2 separate regions of the Homo sapiens genome follow, and region 2 is linked to region 1. Evidence: read pairs that join two places in POLR2A ChIA-PET (ENCODE). Cell type or tissue: GM12878. All regions are shown on one strand. Links, peaks and the distances in the headings refer to the core of each region. The heading gives the core; the rest is flanking DNA. Region 1 has its middle 36 kb from the start of PHKA2-AS1. Region 2 overlaps CDKL5 (cyclin dependent kinase like 5).

What was found. ChIA-PET counts read pairs that join two places held together with the same protein. Peaks named below come from ENCODE experiments on the same cell type or tissue, not always from the same donor. Only the 100,000 strongest peaks of a DNase experiment are listed, where the experiment ranks them.
Region 2: POLR2A ChIA-PET joins it to region 1 with 6 read pairs; 1 of 35 experiments calls an interaction of 5 or more read pairs at or near these places.

Annotation. Positions count from the first base shown.
Region 1 is chrX:18,845,688-18,862,126 of GRCh38, forward strand. No RefSeq gene overlaps it. Among named protein-coding and RNA genes, the nearest start is that of PHKA2-AS1, 36 kb to the right of the region's middle. RefSeq lists an enhancer at 10,605-10,844. In GM12878, for the core only: no CTCF peak of the experiment used is centred there; a DNase peak (open chromatin) is centred at 10,694; H3K27ac peaks cover 2,500 bases.
Region 2 is chrX:18,613,557-18,623,314 of GRCh38, forward strand. CDKL5 (cyclin dependent kinase like 5) reads left to right here. Exons shown (of 18, transcript NM_001323289.2): 16 at 6,311-6,410. Among named protein-coding and RNA genes, the nearest start is that of RS1, 54 kb to the right of the region's middle. In GM12878, for the core only: no CTCF peak of the experiment used is centred there; a DNase peak (open chromatin) is centred at 7,025.

The DNA.
Region 1 (16,439 bases), core at 9,182-11,681:
GGAGGAAGGCCTAGTCATCCCAATTAAATTCATCATAAAGTAGCCAGCCCCAGCTAACCCACCAGCCAACTGAAGATGCATGAATGAGTTCAGCTGAGATTACCTGAACCCATCCAGGCCAGAAGAACTGCACAGTTGAAGCTAGCCCAAATTGCTGATGTACAAAGTTATGGTCTTATGAACCCCCAAAATTTGAGACAGGTCTCAGTTAATTTAGAAAGTTTATTTTGCCGAGATTGAGGGCACGTGCCCATGACACACCCCCAGGAGGTCCTGATGACATGTGCCCAAGGTGGTCAGAGCACAGCTTGGTTTTACACATTTTAGGGAGACATGAGACATCGATCAACACATGTAAGATGAATATTGGTTTGGTCCAGAAAGGGGACAACTCGAAGAGAGGAGGGGGCTTCTACATCACAGGTAGGCTAGAGACAAACGATTGCATTCTTTTGAGTTTCTGATCAGCCTTTCCAAAGGAGGCAATCACATATGCATTTATTTCAGTGAGCAGAGGGATGACTTTGAATAGAATGGGAGGCACGTTTTCCCTAAGCAGTTCCTAGCTTAGTGATTTTGGGGACCCAAGATACTTCCCTTTCACAGTCCAAATAAGTGATTGCTGGGTTTTTTGTTGTTGTTGTTAGTTTGTTTGTTTTGAGATGGAGTTTCGCTCTTGTTGCCTAGGCTGTAGTACAATGGCGTGATCTTGGCTCACCACAACCTCCGCCCCCCCAGTTCAAGCGATTCTCCTGCCTCAGCCTCCCGAGTAGCTGGGACTACAGGCATGCGCCACCACGCCTGAAGGGGTGGCCTGCCCCTCCGCACCTGTGGGCGTTTCTCGTCGGGTGGGGCGAGAGACTGAGAAAAGAAAGAGACACAGAGACAAAGTATAGAGAAAGAAAAGTGGGCCCAGGGGACCGGTGCTCAGCATACGGAGGACCCGCACAGGCACCAGTCTCTGAGTTCCCTCAGTATTTATTGATCATTATCTCTACCATCTCGGAGAGGGGGATGTGGCAGGACAATAGGGTAATAGTGGGGAGAGGGTCAGCAGGAAAACATGTGAACAAATGTCTCTGTGTCATAAACAAAGTTAGAAAATGTGCTGTGCTTTGATGTGCACATACATAAACATATCTGGTGCATTAAAGAGCGGTATTGCCGCCAGCATGTCTCACCTCCAGCCTTAAGGCGGTTTTCTCCTGTCTCAGTAGATGGAACATACAATCGGGTTTTACACCGAGACATTCCATTGCCCAGGGACGAGCAGGAGACAGATGCCTTCCTCTTATCTCAACTGCAAAGAGGCCTTCCTCTTTTACTAATCCTTCTCAGCACAGACCCTTTACGGGTGTCAGGCTGGTGGACGGTCAGGTCTTTCCCTTCCCACGAGGCCATATTTCAGACTATCACATGGGGAGAAACCTTGGACAATACCTGGCTTTCCTAGGCAGAGGTCCCTGCGGCCTTCCGCAGTGTTTGTGTCCCTGGGTACTTGAGAGTAGGGAGTGGTGGTGACTTTTAACAAGCGTGCTGCCTTCAAGCATTTGTTTAACAAAGCACATCCTGCATAGCCCTAAATCCATTAAACCTTAAGTCGACACAGCACATGTTTCTGCGAGCACAGGGTTGGGGGTAGGGTTACAGATTAACAGCATCTCAAGTCAGAAGAATTTTTCTTAGTACAGAACAAAATGGAGTCTCTTATGTCTATTTCTTTCTACATATGCCCAGCTAATTTTGTATTTTAGTAGAGATGGGGTTTCTCCATGTTGGTCAGGCTGGTCTTGAACTCCCGACCTCAGGTGATCAGCCTGCCTCAGCCTCCCAGAGTGTTGGGATTACAGGTGTGAACCGCTGTGCCCGACAGTTGCTGTTTTTAAGACATTGAATTTTAGAGTAGTTTATAATGTGGCAAAAACTAAATTATAAGGAAAAGGATATCTACAAGTGGAGTGCTATCCTAACAAAAACTGAAATATGTGTCAGTAATTTTAGGACAAGGTGTTAGTGTGCCTGGACCAAACTGAGGATCGGGCTGCTATTTCTTGTGGCCCAATAACGAGATGCAGTTGAACTGGAGAGGAAGAGAGTTCTTATTTCTGCAACTGGCTACAGGGAGAAGACCTGGAAATTATGGCCAGGCCAATTCAAAATTACAAAGTTTTCCAGAGCTTATATACCTTCTAAGCTGTATGCCTACGTGTAAGTGTGCACTCATCTAAAGACATAAGTGATTAACTTCTTTTAATCTGTAACTAAGGTCTGAGTCCTGAAGACCTTCCTCTGGAGCCTCAGTAAATTTACTTAATCTAAATGGGTCCAAGTGCTGAGGTGATTACCCGTATCTTGTCTCCTGCTAAATCACGGAGGTTTGGGGAGTTCCTTCAGACCCCCAGTAAACTTGTTTGCAGAGGCCTGGGGAGTTTCTTCAGACCCACAATAAAACATGTTTAATCCTAAATGGGTCCTGTTAAGAATTCCTTCGTTATTTTGTCATGCTTTAAGGCCCAGGGAAGGGCTAGGCAAAACTCTTGGTGGGCTTTTGTTACATTCCAGCCTTTGTATAAGGGCACTGGCTTTTTAGCTTTTAATATTTAACTTAACCACTCAGTCAGTATTGAAACAGTTGTTATGGAGGCCTGTGTTAGTGAGACTTGGCCTGCCACATTAGGGCAGAGGCTGGAAAAGCAGTGAGGAAACAGCAAAACCTGGAAAATTAGCTAGGAAACTGCTATTGCAGGCTACAAAACATGGTTACACATGTTATGTGGTTTTGAAACAATTTCCAAAAGTGTAGTTTATGATAATATGGAAGATGGAAAAGCTTCTTAATGAAATTTGGATTTGACTAAGGAGGTCTACAGGCAAAATGTTGAAAGTGACAGCTGATTGGTCCTAGCTGTGTATAATAGAGTATAAGAAAAGAGAGATGAGCCAAAGCAAAAACTGTTCAGTTTTCAAGCAGGATTTATGAGGAATATAAAGGGGCCAGGGCAGGCTGAGTTGGAAAATAAAAGTACTTTTAATCTCTATCATCCAGCTAGAAGATTTTCAAAGTAAATGAAAACCTGAAGTCAACTTCTACTTCTGGCCAACATGGAGTAACAGGGACCAGATGTATCCTCCTGATACAACAAAAACAAAAGACAGAATATCTGAAACAATTATTTCCAAAACACTGCACATCAGGCACTAAAGAATAGTCATCCTGGAGAGATGAGAAATGAATGAGGTAAACCCTACAATTGCTCCAGCTTACTCCCTTCAGAGAGTTTACAGGCTGTGGCACAGGGAGGGGAAACTCAGGCAAAGCCAGAAGAATCCCTAAATTGGGAGTCCAAGGTGGCTAGAGTTTGTAGGACATAGTCCTGAAGAGGAGACAGCTGCACAGAGAGAGAACTCTGGAAATCTGCAGAGGCTTCCCCTCAAGTTTTTAGCAGAAGGCTGAGCAGGGCATGCACATGAGGAAATTACCTGAGGCCAGGGAAAGAACCACCCGCTGCTCACTTAGGGCCCAGAATAAAGCCTTGTCCCACTAATTAGTGTGGAAAATCTCCTGATTTTTGGAGCATTGGATAGAGTACTCCAAAGGACCTTGCCTCAGTGGTGGGGAATAATTAGCTTTAGACTAAATACTGTTCTCATTCCATATAATTCACCTTATTAACAAACCAAAAAAATCATATGAGTATCGCAGTAAACATAGATGTTGAATAAAATCCAACATCCATTTCTGATCAAACTTCTCAGCAAACTAGAAACAGAAGGAAAATTCCTTAACCTAATAAAGGGCATATATGAAAAACCTACAGCTCTGGCCAGTATAATCAGTTAAGAGGAAGAAATAAAGACATCCAGATTTGAACAGAAGAAGAAAAATTATCTCTATGTGCAGATGACATGATCTGATGGACTGTACAAAAGAGCTACCAGAACTAATAAGCTAGTTTAGCAAGTTTGCAGGATATAAGATCAATATATAAAAATCAGTTTTACTTCAATATACTCACAACGAACAATCAGAAATTGGAATTTAAAAACCAATACTGGCCGGGTGCAGTGGCTCACGCCTGTAATCCCAGCACTTTGGAAGGCCGAGGTGGGCGGATCACCTGAGGTCGAAAGTTCGAGACCAGCCTGACCAACATGGAGAAACCCTGTCTCTACTAAAAGTACAAAATTAGCCAGGCGTGGTGGCACATGCCTATAATCCCAGCTACTCGAAAGGCTGAGGCAGGAGAATCACTTGAGCCTGGGAGGCGGAGGTTGCGGTGAGCTGAGATTGCACCATTGCACTCCAGCCTGGGCAACAAGAGCGAAACTCCATCTCAAAACAAACAAACAAAAACCAACAACAACAATAGCAAAACCAATACTATTAAAAAGAGCTTCGAAAAATGGAATATTTAGCAATAAATGTGACAAAGTATTTGCAAGTTGTGCACTAGAAGCTACAAATATTGCTGAGGGAAATTAAAGAAGATCTAAATAAATCTTGAGATATACTGTGTTGAGTCAGAAGACTCAATAATGTGAAGATCCCCAACCATTCCCAGTTTATTAATCCATAGATTCAACACAGTCCCAATGAAAATCCCAGCAGCCTTTTTTTAAAAAATAGAAATCAACAGACTAATTCTAAAATTCATATGAAAACGCAAAGGAACTAGAATAAGCAAAACAACATTGACAAAGCAGAACGAATTTAGAGAACTAACACTCTACCTTATTTCAAGATGTATTATAAAGCTCTACTCATTAAACGGTGTGGTATTGGTGTAAAGATAAATAAATAGGTTAATAGAACAGAATGGAGTCCAGAAATAGATCCATACATGTGTGGACGACAGACTTTTTGTGTTTTTGCTTTGTAAATAATCTGTTTATTTTAGAATAGATTTAGGTTTATAGAAAAGTTGTAGAGATAGTACAGAGAGTTCTACATACCTCAGACCCAGTTTCCCCTATTCACGTCTTACATTGGTATGGTAAACTTGCCACAATTAATGAGCCAATGTTGATGCATTATTATTATTATTATTTTGAGATGGAATTTTGCTCTTGTTGCCCAGGCTGGCGTGCAGTGGTGTGATCTTGGCTCACTGCAACCTCTGCCTCCTGAGTTCAAGTGATTCTCCTGCCTAAGCCTCCCAAGTAGCTGGGATTACAGGTGCCTGCCACCACGCCCGGCTAAATTTTTTTGTATTTTTAGTAGAGACACACCACGCCTGGCTAATTTTTGTATTTTTGGTAGATGGGGTTTCACTGCATTGCCCAGGCTGGTCTCGAACTCCTGACCTCAGGTGATCTGCCTGCTTTGGCCTCCCAAAGTGCTGGGATTATAGGTGTGAGCCACCGCGCCTGGCCTTGATGCATTATTATTAACTAACGGAGGGGTCCCCAGTCCCTGGACTGCGGACAGGTACTAGTCTGTGGCCTGTTAGCAACTGGTCCGCACAGCAGGAGGTGGGTGGCAGGTGAGCTTGCATTACCGCCTGAGTTCCCCCTCCTGTGGGATCAGTGGCAACATTAGATCCTCATAGGAGCACGAACCCTATTGTGAACTGTGCATGTGAGGGATCTAGGTTGCGTGCTCCGTGTGAGAATCTATCTAATGCCTGGTGATCTGAGGTGGAACAGTTTCCCCCCACCCCAGTCTGTGGAAAACCATCCCCCGACCCCAGTCTGTGGAAAAATTGTCTTCCACCAAACCGGTCCCTGGTGCCAAAAAGGTTGGCAACTGCTGAACGAACGCATACTTTATGCAAATTTTCTTAGCTTCCACTTCATGTTATTTCTCTGTTCTAGGATCCCATCTAGGATACGGCATTACCTACATTCAGTCATCTCGTCTCCTTGGGCTCCTCTTGATTGTGACAGTTCCTTTTTTTTTTTTATAATCTTGGCAGTTTCGAGGTGTACTGCTCAGGTATTTTGTAGAATCTCCCTTGACTAGGATTTGTCTGATGTTTTTCTCTTGATTAGATTGGGGTTGTGTGTTTGGGGAAGGAAGACCACAGAGGTTAAGTGCCATCCTGGTGGCATTTTAGGATGCAAAAATTGTCAACTCATTCTATGAAGCCAGCATTATTCTGCTTGAATAAATTATATCAAGGATACCTACTATCAATATGATGTATCACTGATAATGGTACCAATTTTTCTAGAGTCAACACTTGTAAGTCTGTTTGGTGACCTGTGTCACATTCCAGCATGCAGAGAGACTGAGGTCTCTCAACCCAAACAGAAAGGAACCCAAGCATAGAACTAGACACACCCACTGTATGTACCTACTATGTGTTGGCTGCTGTATTTGGCAGTTTACATGAATGATCTCATTTTATCCCATAAGAGAGATGCCAGTATCTTCTTTGTTCCACCCACGAGGAAAATGAAGATCAGAGAGGTTAAGTACCTTGCCCAAGGTTGACCACCACAGCATAATCTTATTATGGGCCACCATCTCTCTCAGTTGCAGCCAAATGGAGGCAGTGCCAAAATTAAGAGTGTGTTCATGGGCAACAGCTGGAAGACCTTGCCCTAGTGCCCATCAGAAGGGCCAGTAGCTGAGGCGGGGCAGGCAGGTGTCAGTCGGACCCGCTCGGTGGTCAGCAGTGGTGGTAGTGGGGCTGGAGTAAGGAGCCTCTGGGCTCAGGTCACTGAATGGGGCTGTCAAAAGCAATGCTAGATCCTCTTAGGTAAGAACTGGGGCAAGCAGGTCTCAAGGCCAAGGTCTAGCTAGAGGTAGGATACACAGTGAGAGCAGGATCAAAGGCCAAGTCCACTTGACCCACGGTCAGCTCAGCTCTCCAAGCTGCCCCTGCCTGAAAGTGATGCCCTATTCCTGGGCAGGAAGAGCCTAGAGGCCTGTGGACCAGAAGCCGGGCAGAGTCTCATGCCCAGGCGCGTTCTCCCTCTCAGCTGGCCCGCAAGCTCTCTTAAGCCGATTAGGTGCTTTTTTCTACTCTCTGTTTCTCTCTCAAAATAACTTTACTGAGGGATATTTTGGATCCTATAATTCACCCTTTTCAAGTGTACAATTCAATAATGTTTTAGTAGATTTCCTAAGTTAGGAAACCATCACCATAAATCAGTTTGAGAACACTTTCATTAGATCAATAGGATCCCTCGCGCACACTTCTGGTTAACCCTCCTACTGCTCTCACCCTGCCCCACCCCATCCACTCTCCAAGCAACCATGAACCTACTTTCTGCCTATAGATTTGTCTTTTCTGGATAACTCACATAAATGGAACCCAACAATATGTGGTCTCTTGTGTCTGGCTTTCTTCACTGAGCATAACGTTTTTGAAGTTCATCTGTATCATAGCACATATTCATAGTTCATTCCTTTTTATTGCTGACTAGTATAGCACTGTATGGATATAGCACATTTTGTTTATCCACTCATCAGTTGATGAACATTCATTTGCTCTGTCGCCCAGGCTGGAGTGCAGTGGCACGATCTCTGCTCACTGCAACTTCCACCTCCCGGGTTCAAATGATTCTCCTGCCTCAGCCGCCCAAGTAGTTGGGATAACAGGCATGTGCCACCACGCCCGGCTAATTTTTTTTGTATTTTTAGTAGAGACGGGGTTTTGCCCTGTTGGCCAGGCTGGTCTTGAACTCCTGACCTCAAGTGATCCGCTTGCCTTGGCCTCTCAAAGTGCTGGGATTACAGGTGTGAGCCACTGCGCCCGACCTGTTTCTACTTTTTGACTGTTATGAAAACTGCCGCAAAGAACATTCAAGTTGCAAGTATGTGCATGGATATACGTTTTCATTCTCTTGTCCAACCCTCTCTCTTTAGCTTCCATTTCTTTTTTATTGGGTTTCTTCTACACTTTCTACTTCTAAGATTATCCTTCCTTTCTTCAGCTTCCTCACTGGCTTCCTGTTGTCTTCAGCATTAAACTCAAACCCCTTAGTGTGGTCGGAGAAGGTGCCTTCCTCCCCATTCAATCTTATCTCTTGCCACTCTCTTTTTGAAGTGAAGAGGTGTATCACTTACAGAATGGAGACACACTGAGACACAAGTCTAGAAATTATTTCTCACGTGTTCTAATGTTACTCATTGCCAGTCCCCCATATAAGATAATCTGCACTAATGATAACATATTCTTGATTTGATATAGTAACTAAATGACCACTTTGGTTTTTGTTTGTTTGTTTTTGTTTTTGAGATGGAGTCTCACTCTTGTCACTCAGGCTGGAGTGTAGTGTTGCAATCTTGGCTCACTGCAACCTCCACCTCCGAGGTTCCAGCAATTCTCCTGCCTCAGCCTCCTGAGCAGCTGAGATTACAGGCACCCACCACCACGGCTGGCTACTTTTTGTATTTTTGGTAGAGACATGCTTTCACCATGTTGGCCAGGCTGGTCTCGAACTCCTGACCTCAGGTGATCTGCCCACCTCGGCCCCCCAAAGTGCTGGGATTACAGGAATGAGCCACCGCACCTAGCCAGCCTTTACTCATTTTTCTAATGGCTGGTTGTATTTTTCTTATTGATTTCTAAGAACTTTAAAAACGCTTCTCGATACCAATACTTTGTTCTTTATTTGTGAAGCAGATGTCTTCTTCTAGTCTGTGACTTGATTTTTCACTCTTTTTCTGGCATCCATTTTCAAGTAGACGTTTTAAATTGTTATTTGTCCTGTTTGTCAGTCTTTTTCTTTATAATTTGTGCTTTTTGTGTCTTGTTTACAAACAAATCCTTTTCACTCCTGGAAAGATCAGAAAGATACAGTTGATCCTCATTATTCATAGATTTTGTATTTGCAAATTTGCCTACTTGCCAAAATCAGTATCTTCAGTGACCACATGCAAAAGTAGTGAAAAAATCTGAGTCACGCACATTCCCAGCTGAGGTGGAACAAGGTGACACTCTGCCTTCTTGTCTCAGCTGTCAAACTGTAAACAAGTGTCCTTCTTGAGGCACATTTAGTGCCACCGTTTCCACATTTTTGTGCTTTTTGTGGGTGACTTTGCTGTTTAAAATGGCCCCCAAGCATAGATGGAAGTGTTGTCTGGCACTCCCAAGCGCAAGGAAGCTGTGATGTGCCTTACAGAGAAAACACGTGTTAGAGAAGCTTCCTTCAAGCATGAGGGATGGCCCTGTTGGCCGGGAGTTTAGTGTTCAGGAATCAGCAATACAATTCAATGAGATGCCTTTCAACAGAAACATACACAAAACAAGGTTCTGGATTGATAGGGTGATGAAAATGTCGTGACCAGAGGCTCACGGGAACCCTACCCTGTGTTTCCCTTAAGAGCAATGGTTCAGTATTTGCTAATTCAGTGTTCACAGCGAGTTTATAGAACACAGCTATTGTGAATAATGAGAATCAACTGTATCCTCCAAAGGTTTTTTTTAAATTTTGCTTTTCAAGAGCATTTAGCTCTCTCATCCACTAGAAATGATTTTAAGGTATGATGTGGGAGCACAGTTTATTGAACAGTTCATTCTTTCCTACTCATTTGTAAGGCCGCCTCTGCCATACAGTAAGCTTCCATATCCACATGGGTCTGTTTTTAGGCCTTGTGATCCACTGGTCTCTTTGACTATCTTCTCACTAATATCTCATGTATCACATACTATAGGTTTGTAATAGTATTTTTTTTTTTTTAGATGGGGTCTCACTCTGTCATCCAGGCTGGAGTGCAGTGACATGATCATGGCTCACTGCAGCCTCAAGCCCCCTAGGCTCAAGCAGTCCTCCCACCTCAGCCTCTCAAGTAGCTAGGACTACAGGCACACACCACCACACCCGGCTAACTTTTTTATTATTTGTAGAGACAAGGTCTCACAATGTTGCCCAGGCTGGCCTTAAACTCCTGGGCTCAAGTGATCTTCCTGCCTCAGCCTCCCAAAGTGCTGGGATTACAGGCATGAGCCACAGTGCCTGTCTATAATAGTCTTGATATCTGGTAGTATGAGCCCCATCCCCATTACCTTTATTCTTTAACATTTTTTTTTTTGGCCCTTTGGCACTTTGTACAGATTTTAGGATCAGTTTGTGAATTCTGTAAAATCCTCTGTTGGATTTTGATGGGAACTGCATTAAATTTATAAGCTAATCTGGAGAAAGTTGCCACCTTCGCTATATTGAGTCTTCCCATCTGTGAAATGGTACATTTTTTCAATCATTTTAGTCTTCTCTAATGTCTTTCAGTGAAGAATTTATTATCATCCCTATAATCTTGTTTAAAAAACGTATTCCCTGATACATTATGGGGTTACTGTTCTATTTGATGTTTCTTCAATCCTTCTTGTCCTTTTTCCATAGAGTTTAGTTCTATTAGGATCTGATTGTGTCTTATCTAGTCTGCAGTTACTTTATATGTATTTTTAAAATAATCTCTTTCTGGTTATCTGTGTGCATTTGGAGTTTGTGGGGGTATAATTGTATGTTTGTACTATGTGCAGACTGTTGATTGAGTTGGATTAGTCACCAATGGGCTTTGTAATATTCTACTGTGAACTCATCATTAGCAGGGTTTATTTTTTTGTGTGTGAACATTCCATGATATTTGGGATGTGGGAGCTTCAATTCAAAGAAGTTTTTTGTTTGCTTCTGCCTTGTGCCCCAGGAGTATCACTGCTTGATGAATAATTCTCACGGTACTTTTTAGTCTGGAGTTTCTGAACTATGTGGGTAGAGTAAAAGCAATGTGAATTGTGGTCTTGTGGTTTTGACTTCTCAGAGAGCTTTTATTTTTTTCCCACCAAAAGCCCTGTGTCCTGTGGTCCCTCTTGTTTTTAAATCCTTTCATTTATAGAATAGTTATTTGAGGGTCTCAGCTGTAAGCAAAGCTCTCTGGGCAATTCCCTAGCTCCCAGAGCCCCAAAGCCTCATTTCCTGCCCCTGTGTGGGCATTCATTCCCAAACCCCCAGGCTCTGCAGACAGTTGCTCCCCATTAACTCAGGCACTCACCCTTCTGCTTTTTCATTTCCTTCTTTGTTTCTGGCACCCGGGGATTTGATTTTATTATTTGTGGGCCTAGCTCTACATTTAAAATAGTTAAGTTACATTTTACCCAGTATTTCTAAGTGATTATAGTAAAAGAATTTTCAGGTTGTCTGAGTCCACCATATTGCTAGCAGTTGATAAGTAGATTGTTTGTATTCTTTGCTGTTTGTTAATAATCTTTAGGCTTCATATTTTTTCCCAGACAATGACCAAATGTTCATAATATGCCATGTGCTTGAGTTATGCAACATAAATCATTTCCTGGGTCTCAATTTTTAAACCTTAGTAGGACCTACTTCTAAATTTCTGTATCTTTTTTACATAGATGGGATCATATATGTATTTTTTGAGGTGGGGTCTGGCTATGTTGCCCAGGCTGGCCTTGAACTCCTGGACTCAAGCAATCCTCCTGCCTTAGCCTCCCAAGTAGCTGGGATTACAGGCACGTGCCACCACACCTGGCCTATACTTTGTTGTTGTTGTTGTTGTTGTCATTTTTAAACAAGGGCATATTATTTTCCTTTTTCCCTTTCCTCCCCCAATATCAGCATGACCCTCATCCCCTTCTCCCTCACTGAGGGAAGCCATTTTAACCTGCTATATGGCCTTCCAAGTTTTTTTTTTTTTTTTTTTGAGACAGAGTCTTGCTCTGTCGCCCAGGTTGGAGTGCAATGGCTTGATCTCAGCTCACTGCAACCTCTGCCTCCCGGGGTCAAGCAATTCTCCTGCCTCAGCCTCCCAAGTAGCTGCGATTACAGGCGCCTACCACCACCTCTAGCTAATTTTTGCACTTTTAGTAGAGATGGGGTTTTGCCATGTTGGCCAGGCTGGTCTTCAACTCCTGACCTCAGGTAATCCACCTGCCTTGGCCTCTCACGGCCTCCTTACAGGCATGAGCCACTGCGCCTAGCCAGCTTTCCATATTTTTATCTGTCTGCATATAAATCTATAGAGACTCACATATATCCTCATATGTACATGTATTTACACCCCCAGGAATACATAATCAGGGTGGTTTTATTGTTGTATGCTGTATGAAAATGGGATTATATATATATAATATATATATTATAATATATTTTATATATATATATATATATATTTTTTTTTTGAGATGGAGTCTCACTCTGTTGCCCAGGCTGGAGTGCAGTGGCGCCATCTCGGCTCACTGCAAGTGCCACCTCCCAGGTTCACGCCATTCTCCTGCCTCAGCCTCCCCAGTAGCTGGGACTACAGGCGCCCACCACCACACCCGGCTAATTTTTTGTATTTTTTTTAGTAGAGACGGGGTTTCACCGTGTTAGCCAGGATGGTCTTGATCTCCTGACCTCGTGATCTGCCCGCCTTGGCCTCCCACAGTGATGGGATTACAGGTGTGAGCCACCGCGCCCGGCCAAAAATGGGATTATATTATACATGATTTTCCACATCCTGTTTTTCTTAACCAACAATCAATACCTAGTTGAAATCCCTGCAAGTTATTACAATTTTAAGTCTGGTGTTTCTCAATACACAAATCATGAATGTACTGCTTGATGAGTTTCCACAGTGAATACACCCACGTAACCAGCACCCAGATCAAGACATAAAATATTACCAGTGCCCGAGAACTGCTACCTCTCCCAACGTGCCTCCTCCCCTTGACCTCCCACCTCCCCAAGGGTATCCATCCTCCTGACTTGTAACAGCATCGATTTCTTTAGTCTGTTTTGTGCCTTACATAAAAGAAACGTTCAGTACATACTTTTTTGCATATTATATTCTTGACATTTATAATGTTGTTGCATGTAGTTGTGGCTTGTTCGTTCTGGTTGTGGTATACTATCCCATTGTGTGACTATACCAGAATTTATCGATCTATTCTCCTTCTAATAGGCATTGGGGTTATTATGGCCAGTGCTGCCATGAACGTTTTTGTTCATTAATTGATTCTTTTTAATGGCTGTATAATATTCCTTGCTATGGAGGACCACCCTTTATTCAGCGATCCTACTTTTATTAGGTGTTTACTTTGTTTCCTGTTCTTGACCACTAAAGCAAAGCTGCAATAAATATTGTATATATGTCCCTATGTAGAGATACTGATCTATCTCTACTAATGGAACAATGTATTAGTCCATTTTCATGCTGCTGATAAAGACATACCCGAGACTGGGTAATTTATAAGGAAAAAGAGGTTTAATGGACTCGCAGGTGGCTGGGGAGGCCTCACAATCATGGCAGAAGGCAAAAGGCACATCTCATATGGCGGCAGAAAAGAGAACTTGTGCAGGGAGACTCCCCTTTATCAAACCATCAGATCTCGTGAGACTTGTTCACTTCCACAAGAACAGCATGGAAAGACCCGCCCCCATGATTCAATTCCTCCCACTAGGTCCCTCCCACAACATGTGGGAATTGTGGGAGCTACAATTCAAGATGAGATTTGGGTGGGGACATAGCCAAACCATATCAGACAGATTGCAGGAAGTCAAATTGCTGGTTAGTATAGTAATTGCCTTTTAAAAGTAAATGCTGTTGCTTGTTTTTAAAACAAAACAAAACAAAACCCTGTGACAATGCCATTACTGTCAGCAATGCCTGAAAATTCCCCTTTCCCTCATCTCTGTCAGCATTGGATGTTAGAGTTCTTTCTGTGTTTTGTGAATCTCATGAGTATAAAATGATATTAGCATGATATATTCCCTGACCACTAGACAATTTAAGCACCTTTTCATGTGTTGGGACTTGTTCTTCATATTTTTTGCTCATTTTTTTTTTTTTGGGTCTATACATCTTTTTCTCATCAATTTGCAAGATATTTTTGTATACTGTAGAAATTAACCCTTTAGGCCAGGCACAGAGGCTCATACCTGTAATCTCAGCACTTCGGGAGGCTGAGGTGGGGGGTCACGAGGTCAGGAGATCGAGACCATTCTGGCCAACATGGTGAAACCCCTTCTCTACTAAAAATACAAAAATTAGCTGGGCGTGGTGGTGTGCGCTTGTAATCCCAGCTACTCAGGAGGCTGAGGCAGGAGAATCGCTTGAACCCGGGAGGTGGAGATTGCAGTGAGCCAAGATTGTGCCACTGCAGTCCAGCCTGGGTGACAGAATGAGACTCTATCTCAAAAAAAAAAAAAAAAAAAGAAATTAACCCTTTATTATACATTTTTGTCCACATCTATTGTTTGTCTATTGACTTTGTTCATGTTACCTTTTGCCACTGAGAACTCAAAATAAAATCCACACCCCCACTAACCAGCTGAGTGGAACCCCTCTTGGCCAAGGGCACCCCAGAAAGACCTTAAAAACTGTGTTCCCTGCCATGAGAGCTGGGAGGTTGGAAACATCTCGTTATACCATCTCCCTCTGCAGTTTAGACAGAACAACTAACCAGAATTAATGCTGAAATAGAGATCATAAGACTGATGGAAGGGACCCTCTGTGGCAATAAGATACCAAATTATAAACAAGACCTAAAGCCACGCCAGGCAAGGGTTAAGTTACACGCTCCTACACTTAAAGAATCAACTATGGGCCGGGCGTGGTGGCTCACACCTGTAATCCCAGCACTTTGGAAGGCCGAGGCAGGTGGATCACCTGAGGTTGGAGTTTGGTTTTTTTTGTGTTTTTTTTTTTTGAGACGGAGTCTCGCTGTCCCCCAGGCCGGAGTGCAGTGGCGCGATCTCGGCTCACTGCAAGCTCCGCCTCCCGGGTTCACGCCATTCTCCTGCCTCGGCCTCCTGAGTAGCTGGGACTACAGGCACATGCCGCCACGCCCGGCTAATTTTTTGTATTTTTAATAGAGACGGGGTTTCACCGTGTTAGCCAGGATGGTCTCGATCTCCTGACCTCGTGATCCACCCACCTCGGCCTCCCAAAGTGCTGGAATTACAGGCGTCAGCCACTGCGCCCGGCCGAGGTTGGGAGTTTGAGACCAGCCTGACCAACATGGAGAAACCCCATCTCTACTAAAAATACAAAAAAGTTAGCTGGGCGTGGTGGCGGGTGCCTGTAATCCCAGCTACCAGGAGGCTGAGGCAGGAGAATCTCTTGAACCCGGGAGGTGGAGGTTGCAGTGAGCTGATATCGAGCCATTGCACTCCAGCCTGGGCAACAAGAGTGAAACTCAGTCTCAAAAAAAAAAAGGAATCAACTGTGTTCTAATTGCCACAAGGATTTTTCTTTTCCCTTTTATTCTAGCAACTAAACAAGCACTGGTTTTGAAATAAGCAATGTTGATGCAATTGCAGCTCACCCACCACCAAACACTAAGTGACCCCCCAACCCTCTGTTCTACCAGCCATCACTACAGCTTTGATAGGGACTAATTGTTATCCATTTAAATGTTAAGTCTCCCCGCCAAAGTGAACATGGGATGTAACCCGTTCAGCATAAATCTTTGTTCCCCACTCCCTCGAAGTGTCTGCTGGAGGCTACACTTCGCAGCCTGTGGGATAGCCAGCCTGCAGGCTATATAACCCTTTATAAGAAATAAAGGCTCCTTTCCTGTCTGGGCATGGAGGCTCATGCCTGTAATCCCAGCACTTTGGTAGGCCAAGGCGGGCAGATCACGTGAGGTCAGGAGTTCGAGACCAGTCTGGCCAACATGGTGAAACTCCGTCTCTACTAAAAATACAAAAAATTAGCTGGGCATGGTAGCACATGCCTATAATCCCAGCTACCCGGGAGGCTGAGACAGAAGAATCATTTGAACCCGGGAGGTGGAGGTTGCAGTGAGCCGAGATCACACCACTGCACTCCTGCCTGGGCGACTGTGCGAGACTCTGTCTTGAGGAAAGAGAAGAGAGAGAGAAAGAAAGAAAAAGAAAAGAAAAGAAAAGAAGAAAAAAAAGAGAAAGAAAAGACATGAGGCCAGGCAAGCCTTTTCCAGATAAGGTTGATTAAGACATGCCCAGAAATGTTGGGCATAAGGGAGACAGTGCAGGAGAAAAAAATTCTCCAGCTGCCTCTGAGGGGAGTGCACTGCGGTGTCTTAATGAGGGTGACATACCTAATTCATGAGGTTAGGAGAGTGTCCACATGTGCAGGGTGGAATTCAAGAAGCACAGGCGTAGTAAGGGGTTATGCTAACACATACATCACATGAGCGGAAAATGGCAGATAAGCCCCTCCTTGGGCGGTCTGGTCTTGTGCACATGTGGGTGATAGGGTTAACTCCTTTGAGTAAGATTTATGTTGGGATATTGCTTATTTTAGTTTTTCAAGGTCCTGCGATCAGCCAGTATGGTGCCTTGAGTAAGATTTATTGGGGGTTGCTGTTTATCTTAGTTTCTTCAAACAGCTTGCAAGGTCTGGTCAGTATGTATGGAAAAATACATTAGTGGGCATGGGCCAAGTCCTGTCCCTATGGCCTCATAGGTACTTATTCAAAAAAGCCTATTTACTGTTGTAATGTATCTGGTATCCAGTCTCCTTACCAAATATCGTTACTCTAAAAGTTTTTTAATAGAATTGT
Region 2 (9,758 bases), core at 5,464-7,963, 240 kb before region 1:
TCTCCTTTTGTTGACATTGAGCCAGGTACACTTTGCTTAGCATTTGATGTGCATCGTCTCAGTCAGTTCTCATAGTCACACTGTGCTTCCATGCTAGTGGCAGGGACACTGAAGCTTGGAAAAGTCGAGGAACTGGCCCGGTGTTGGACAGCCAGTAACATGGAGAAGGGAGCCAGGGTTCAAACTTAAATGGGCTCCGACTCCAGAGCTCATGGTTGTTACCTCTGTGCTACCTGTCTGTCATTCAGGGTAAAAAGAAATAGGGGAACAGTCCTTTATGCTACCATAAAAGCATAATGGTAATGAAAGGCACAAATGATGTGGCAACTTTTCTTATTCTTTTATCTTTTTTGTGTCGCATCTAATAAATATTTAGGGAGAGAATTACAGTTTTATCAAGATCCATTAGCAAATCTGTCTGAGGAGTAAGGACTTTAAGAAAAATAATAATGTAGACTTCTTCTCAACTACCCTGAAAGACTGCCCAGGTTCTCTACCAAGAGCATAAAATGGGACATCACTGTAAGACACTGGATTTGGAACAAGACCAGTCTGTCAGAGAGTCCCTCTCTGGTGTTTGTTGCCAGAAGTAACAGAAGGGCCTTATGTCAGTACTCCTGACTCCATGTGATGTCACAATTTGGACCCTGTTGATAAAGTTACATCAAGGTTTCAGTGTTGTTGTGCCCTATAGTGAAAATTACTTAATTATTCTTAAAACAATATAAAAAATGACTTCTTAAAAGCTATAAATACACTTTTGCTGTATAAGCACAATTTACATCCATTGCCTATTTATAAAATGACAGTCTTAATGTTCGTGACTAAGAGTTTAGACTCTGGAAATAGGATATCTTGGTTGATGGCAACTTGTCTATCAATCAGAGGACTGTGTCTATTTGTCTCTTGGTTTCCTCATGTGTAAAATAGGGCTAAGAATGGCACCTCCCTCATAGGGTTCATGTGATAATTAAATGAGGCAATGCATTAAAAGCACCTAGAATAATGCCTGGCTCCGTAAGCATTCATTAATGTTAGTGACTGCAGTTACTATCGTTGTCATCTAACTTCAACATCAGGTGTTTCCCCTCCATTTTGATGATAAACTTTGGTGTTCTTTCTCCATGTGACTGTTTTAAGCTCCCTAGTATATAGAAAAGATCTGCGAATTAACGTGAGAACACAAGTATAACTTCTTTACTTACCAGTGTTGACCATTTTCTGGTGTGGCTTTGATAAGTCATGACAAAATTGTCTAAATGGTGAGAATACAGAAGTGCAGAAGGAATTGGATTCTCTTGATTATTACATAATGAAGTGGTGATGATTTAAAAGAGTAACAATTACAGATTACCTTAGTCCTGTGAAAATTAGGTCAGATCAAAATTAAATCCAAATTTGAGATAGACAGTGTTAGTAATGTATTATTTCTGTCTTTTGATAATCAGTTTAAGTAGAACTTGTTTTACGCGTGGATATGTACAGAAACCTAAAAAGAGTTGTTTTAAAAAGAATGAGAGGCTCAATTGGGATGTTGAACTTTAGTTGAGTCTTCATCAGGTCATCCTTATTCTAGTATTGCTGTTATGAGACTTGAGAGTTCCAGAATTGCCAGTGATGAACTGGCTCTATTCTTTTGTTTCTGTTAACTCTTCGTGATAATGCTGCTATGACGTATTTCCTTCCTTCATCGCATCTCACTTAGTCTGTCATTAGTTCAACTTGACTCATCTTGATTTTTTTTCTTGAACAAGCTCTCGAATTGGTTCATCAGATTCTTCATATTTGAGAGAAATGCACATTTGGTAACTTACAAAAAACATCAAAGAGCCTTGTTATGGTAATATAGTGAATTGCTATTCTTTGTTGCGAGGGGATGGAGACAGGGTCTGGCTCTGTTGCCCAGGCTGTAATGCAGTGGTGCAATCTTGGCTAACTGCAACCTCTGCTTCCTGGGCTCAAGCTATCCTCCTACCTCAGCCTCCTGAGTAGCCCAGACTGTGGGTACATGCCACCATGTCTGGCTAATTTTTGTATCTTTTGTAAACATGGGGTCTCACTATGCTGCTCAGGCTGGACTCCAGCTCCTGAGCTCAAGTGACTGACTGCCTCAGCCTCCCAAAGTCCTGGGATTACAGGCATGAGCCACTGTGCCTGGCCGTGAATTGCTATTCCTAAATAATCTCTTACCTAAGGTCAGTCTGTTTTTCCTTGGTAGTTGTACTTCAGATTTACTTCAGGAAGAGAATATTTGTACAGTGTACCCCTTTCTTGCAATGGAAAAGTCAAGCTACTATGTTATATTTTAAAGCAATAAATAGATATTGCAGTATGATATCCAGAGCTGTTATTCTGGCCATCTCAGTTATGTAGAACCCACTTAAGAATCAGGAGATAGCCAAAATATCTCAGAACAAGCAAAATAGAGTTAATATGGTGGGATTAATCATCTTTACTAATAGGATAACACCCCTACCCTCATTTGGAGTCTGTTCTTCATTTATGCTCAGTTCTAGCAGGCAGCACTGAGGTTGTCAGGGCAAGAAATAGTTCAAGGTAATACTACAGTATGCAGAGGGAAAAGGATCCAAGCAATAGCTATGGAGAGAAGCAGGTTGGAAAATCATACATATCATAGATCTCTATGGAGTGTGTGTTTATAAAACAGGCAGCTTCACTTTGCTTTGAAAGACAAAATGTATAAATATGTTTAGAAAGACTGCTGTCAATTGGGTTAAAAATTGATGTTTAAAGAGTAAACCAAATTACTTAGAAATCCCACTAGTTGGCCAGGCACGGTGGCTCACTCCTGTAATCCCAGCACTTAGGGAGGCCAAGGCGGGCAGATCACCTGAGGTTGGGAGTTCGAGACCAGCTTGACCAACATGGGAAAACCCCGTCTCTACTAAAAATACAAAATTAGCTGGGCATGGTGGCGCATGCTGGTAATCCCAGCTACTCGGGAGGCTGAGGCAGGAGAATCATTTGAACCCAGGAGGTGGAGGTTGCGGTGAGCCGACATTACGCCATTGCACTCGAGCCTGGGCAACAAGAGCGAAACTCCGTCTAAAAAAAAAAAAAAGAAAGAAATCCCACTAGTTAAATGAAGAATTGCTGTAACTTGCACAATTCCAGCCTTCTTTTTCTCGTAAGGTTATGAATATATTGATATCCATTAGTGCTTGTCATCATAACTTTCAGAGTTACTCCCGTAGAATTATTCACTGACTCTCTCTTCTCACACATTAGCTAACCACGCTTATCACATCGCCAGGGGAGGGGCAGGTGGCAGAGAAAGTGTCACAGAGTAATGCTCCTCACCACTTCAGCTCACCTTCCATGCTGCTCTCAGAGGGATTATACTGAAGTCCCATAAGCCTGACCATGATGCTCCCCCGCCCCATTCCCTAGCTGTCAAACCTGTCCCCTACCCCCAACAAGAGTCTGTGAGCAGCTTGAGTGAGATCAGATTCGTTCTTTTATTTTTCTCTGTTTCTTCAACACCTAACACAGGGCCTGACATGTATAAAGTACTTGCTGAATGTTGGTTGAGTGATTCATTGGATTTTAATTCCTTCCTTTCTTTAGGTGAATCTTTGGAATTGTGTCTCCTCTTGGACCCTTATGGAAATAGCTGTCATGTTAGATAACGTTAGAGTCCCATGCCTGTGTGCCTGCTTACCACTTGTCTCATTGCCCTCCTCCCGTACTGTTTTGGTCCCAACTGCTGCTCTGGAGAAGGTGCCAGGTGACTGGATGAATAGTCCTTCTCAAAGCTTCTGTCTCTGAGATTGATGTGAACCCCCTATTTACCCTTCTTTTGTGCTGCTCCTCTTTACCCCACTCAGCACGAAGCTGCTGTCTTCCAGGTGGAATCACAGGGGCCAGAATGCGCAAATGAGGGAAATGACCAACCACACCCTTACCCATATGGCTCAGTTCCAGCTGTCAATGTATAACTCATTCTGCATTCCTTTATACAACACAGCTTTTCAAGTGCCTTTGTTCCAGCCAGCCTCTTTCCATCTGTCTCTGAGTCACTCTGTCAGCCTTTTCTCCCTTCCCTTTCTGTGTTAATTCTTTGGGTATGTATGTTTCTGCATAGCTTCTCGCTTGTTTTGTTTTTCCTCTCTGACATCCTTCTTTCTGTCTTTGGTGATGCAAACACACGCTTCGCTCCTAGTTTTCACCCACCAGTTCAAGGGTAATTTATTTCTTTTTTTCATTTGGCCTCTGGGATCTTTCTCTGCCTGGATCTTTGAAAATGTCCCAATCATTCCTCTATCCCCACCTGGGCTGTGGTTTATCCAGTGCCTCTTGAAAAGCCCCTGTAGAGGGTCTTTGGCCCATCTTCCCTGTGTCCTGGGGACCCAACGATGCAACATGCAAACTGCAAACATTGAGCTTTCCTTTTATTACCCTCCCCTTCTCACTTTCATCTTATTCACCGTTTCATCCTGCATAGATTCTCCTCTTACCATGCAAGATCCTACTTCCTCCTAGGACTGGTGTCTCAAGCCTTCATTTCCTCTTGTGCCAGCATTAACATTCTTACAGTAATGCCCATTCACATTCTGAGATGGCAGTCATGATGAATATGTCTTCCTTAAAGATTTGCTGGATTGGCAGAAAGCACTTTTACCCTCAACACACCTGTGGTATTTTGTGAGACTTTCATTCTGCTTGGTAAAAACTTCTACCCATTAATCTGAATATTCTGTTGTGCTTCTAGGTTGTGTTTTTGCAGATAGTATTGTGGAACGACATAGCTTTTTCATAAACGTATAATTCTTTAACCTCTAGAAGTTACAGAACGTTAAAAATAGTATTGCCATTTCTACTAGATGCTCTCTGAGGCTCCTTTCCATCCAGAGTCATGCTTTTGTGATTCCAGAAAACCCCACTCTTCTGCAGTGTTCCTTACCAATGGCAAGTGACTGAATGCTGTGTCTTGGAGTTTAGCTTACGACAGTCTGTCTTTAAGCCCCATGCAAGAGGGTTTCATCTCCTTAATTGCAAAAGAACTTGTCACAAGAAACTTTTACCAAATTCCCAGGGCCTAGGCCCAGTCTGTCATTGGGTTTAGAATGTTTTTCGCAACAATACAACACTACATTTAAAGACTCTTTTGGCTGGCCGCGGTGGCTCACACCTGTAATTCCAGCACTTTGGGAGGCTGAGGTGGGCAGATCACTTGAGGTCAGGAGTTCGAGACCAGCCTGGGTAACATGGTAAAACCCTGTCTCTACTGAAAGTAAAAAAATTATCCAGGCCTGGTGGTGCATGCCTATAATTTCAGCTACTTGGGAGGCTGAGGCAGGAGAATCACTTGAACCCGGTAGGTGGAGGTTGCAGTGAGCCAAAATCGCACCATTTTACTCCAGCCTGGGCAACAGAGCAAGACACTGTCTCAAAAATAAATAAATAAAAATAAAGACTCTTAAGTTTTCAACACTTACCCATTTCATCATGTCTGAAGTTTTCTGGCTTTCAAAATTATAAATGTATCATTCTGAGTTCAGAATACCTGGTGGTGTCAGTGGTATCAAGCTTAATGTCAGTATTTTCAGTTAGAAGCTTTTCCCCCCGCCCCGTGAAAGCTTTTTTTTTTTTTTTTTTAAAGAAACAGGGTCTTGCCGTGTTGCCCACACTGGTCTAAAACTCCTGACCTCAAGCGATCCTGTCCCAGCCTCCCAAAGTGCTAGGATTACAGGTGTGAGCCACTGCACCTGTCCCTACATTTTTTTCTTAACTATTTTTATTTAGTTTTAATAAATACATAAAAGGTTTAATAAGTAGGATATTTCCAGTTTCTGGCAAATTTTTACTTTCATTCAAGATGTTTTTATAGCTGTATTGATCTTTATGTTCAGTATCTTGACAAGTCGCTAATAATAAACTTGTCGAGCTGGTTTTTAAAAGGTAAATAGAAAAATGAAGGTAGGTGTTGAAAATGTTTTGCTCTTTCCCTTGTAGAGTTACAGAAAAGCCATCCTTTAAGCTGTGTACTTTTCATAATCTCAAACTCTGAGGTCTTCAACAGCATGGAAATAGTCTTGCAGCAACAGTTACAGGTCATATAATGCTCAAATTGCTCTTTTGAGTGAGCCTGTGCCAGAGGATAATCACTAACCATGGTTGATTAAATTTAGTTCCTCCTGTGCTTTTTTAGAGGCTCTTTACCCAAGTGTTTGATTCTTCCCGGCTATAGGAACCTAGTGTCATGCATTTTCAGTCCTTATTATATTTGTCACACAATGGCAAGAAAATGATTGAAAAATCAATATGATAAAAATGTCTTCTCATTTAGGAAAAGTCCTGAAAATATTAGTCATTCAGAGCAACTCAAGGAAAAAGAGAAGCAAGGATTTTTCAGGTCAATGAAAAAGAAAAAGAAGAAATCTCAAACAGTAAGTAGATGACCAGTTTCTATATATAATAACATGTTTCTGCATTATTCAATGGATACTTTACACTTTGCACTTGGCAATCAAAGTTGATTGTTTTCTTATTGAGACTTGACATTTTTGCACTGTATTATGTCTCTTTCTGAAATTCTTTACAACTATCCTCTCAACAGAGCCTTTTCTACATTCAACAGAATCTCCAGGAATAGAAGAAATTTAATTTGGATGACAGAGAACACTTTAAGCCTTTCTCAATATACTTCTTATCTATGTGGGCTTATATTAATGTAAAAACTTTGAAGACACAGGATTTGTTTCTCTCTGGGGATTTAAAGATATGCATAAACTTAGGAAATGGGTTTTGGTTTACTTTTAAATGTTGAAATTTGTAAATAACCATCATTCCTTATTCTCTCCTGGCTGGTTACAGAATTCCTACGTTGCCAGGTGTGTTTCTGAGTTATATAGTCACAAAGATCGTATCTGGGATTTTAGGGCTTGCGTTAGAAGGAAAATATGTTTGCCTTTTGATCGCGCTGTGGGTTGGAATGCACCTTATCTCCTGGGAGCCCTTTGCCTGAACAAAGAGCTGGCTCCATGGGACCGTTCACATCACTTCACTGAACCACCCAAGCAAGGATCCTGCTGGTTTAGTGACATGAGAACCTTGGGGAAACCCGGCCTGTAGGACAGCAGCAGGAGTAGTTCTTCCCCTAGATGAGGCTGCATCCCCCTTTTCTTTATGACAACTTCAAGGCTAAACAAGGTAGAGTTAGCCGTTTTTATTTATTTATTTATTTTAGAGACAGGGTCTCACCCTGTTGCCCAGGCTGGAGTGCAGTGGCATGATCTCAGCTCCCTGCAACCTCTACCTCCTGGGCTCAAGTGATCTCCCACCTCAGCCTCCCAAATAACTGGGTGCACGCCATCACACCCAGCTAATTTTTTGTATTTCTTGTAGAGACAGGGTTTCACCATGTTGCCCAGGCTGGTCTCGAACTCCTGAGCTCAAGCAATCTGCCCACTTAGGCCTCCCAAAGTGCTAGGCATGAGCCACTGTGCCTGGCCTAGTTAGCCATTTTGAATGGTTTTGGTTCTAGTTTTACTTCATACGTAATTTATTCTTATTTATTTGAAGAGGAAAAAGACACAATCAAAATGGCCTGTTCAGATGGACTTCACTGATTTCATCTATAAGTTTAGTAGATTAGACCCAGTGTTTCTGAGGCCCTTTCTATTATGAAAATTATAGAATTATGACTCAATGGGAAGTAGATTAGGTAGATGTTCATAGCAATGTGTATAAATAACCTGAAGTAAGCATTTTTATCTCACAGATGTTCTAGAAATGTTAACAAATACCTTCCTAGATAATCTTTCTAGATCATTCTTTCACTTGCTTGCTTGTTAAATTTATGTATTTCCTTATAAAATAAATATGAGTTCATTATAGAAAATTTGAGAAAAAGAAAAAGATCGTTTTAAATCTTAATACCCTACCACAACTAGTATTAGGATTTTGGTATATTTTCCTCCAGCTGTTTAGCCTATGCATATGTTTGTGGCAAGAAGGTGGGGTTTTTTTTTGTTTGTTTGTTTTTTAAGTTTTAAATTAGAGCAATCCTTTTAGTACGATTTTGTATTCTGGCTTTTAACAGTTTATCTATCTATATCTACATGCACAGAATATGTATGTTACTACAAATACTTTATTATCTTCAATCCTAATGGCTGCATAATATTTCTGAAGTAGTCATTAAAAAAACTGCCCATATTTTTAACTGAAGCTTACTTTTAAAGTGTCAAATCAAAATGCCACTCAGTCAGATACTACTATAATTGTTACTTAAACTGGGTGAACAAATAGACCTGATTTAACATAGGAATACTTAAAATGTTTAAAGTGTTAATAAAACTTTTATCATTGTCTGTAGAACATGTTTCTCTATCATGAGCGTTAAACTTTGGCTACCTCCTGACCACTGTTATTTTTATTTTGTGGTTTTTGTTCTAAACCACAGGTCTCCTGGCATTGTGGGGTGATTAAGTGGTAGAAAGTAGGAAAGATTAAGGAATTGAAGGTGTTTTTGTATATAGATTTAGATTTTGATGTTTACTGTAGAGCAACATTAAACCTAAAGTCCCTGGCTCACTGTGGCACAAGTAGAGTATACATGTTGGCTGACTTTATTATTCAGAATTTAGTTAAATTTTAGATATTTTAGTAATATAGATTAGAGTAAAAAGGAAAATAACCATTCTCTAACATCCTCTCGACTTAAACTTTTTATTAGGTTTTCATAAGTTTCCTTTTTGATATTAAAGTAACTGTAGAATATCTCTGCATAGGCCATAATGCCTTAAGCTTTACCAACCCAAAAGTTGTTTGTATCTCTGCATCTTTTAATTAAATGAAACATAAAATTTAAGGGCTTTGGGATTTCCAAAGAGCGCTCAGTACAGCCTTCCAAACCTCAGAGTCCTACGCCTGACATTGGGTTAACTCTGCCTACTTTGAATGAGCATTTAAACTGTTAATAGTTTTTCACTTTCTAGAACTCAGCAAAAAGAAACTACATAGAATAAGCTTCAAAAGATTTAAGGCATTGTGGCCTTTGCATAAGATTCCAAAAGAATGAAAATCTGATGCCCAGTGTACATAGAGACGCATGACATGTTAAAGCTGAGGTGGATCCTAAATCTAGTTGAATTTTTTTATTCACTGGTATAGGAACTGAGCCCAAGCAAGTTGTGGGCTTGCTTCAAAGCCCAAAAATCACATAATCAACTGGGAGAACCAGAACTGCGTTCTCCTAAATACCAAGTCCAGGCTCAATTCATACCATGGACCCGCCTCTGTGGGGAGCCTCTAGGAGCTCTCCTCTGGCCTCTTCAGCGATGCAAGTTAAACTCTTCCTCGAGGTTCCTGTCATTGGAACAAGAAAATTTGTGGGATGTTTTACTCAAATCCCTTTTTACATATACCCTTAAAAGATTACCTAAATACTTGAATACCTTCATAGACATTCTAGTTCTCTGACAATTGAGATATCCAAAACAGGGAAAAGTGGTGACAAAAAAAAATAATTCTGTATTGTAAAGGTGCCTGCTTCGACTCAAGCAAATCTGGAAGCTGCCTTGGGAAATCTGGCTTTGGTTACATATCCAGAGTTACATAAGTCCTCAGAGCATATGGTGACTTTGCCAACTTGGTAATTGTATCCTAGTTAGTTAGTATCTCAACTTGTGATGATGCTTCCATTTAAATATTGAAATTTCTGTTTCTTCTCTTTGAAAACCAGTATCTGAATTGTGCTAGATGTTTTCCATTGGGTAAATATTTCTAGCAGT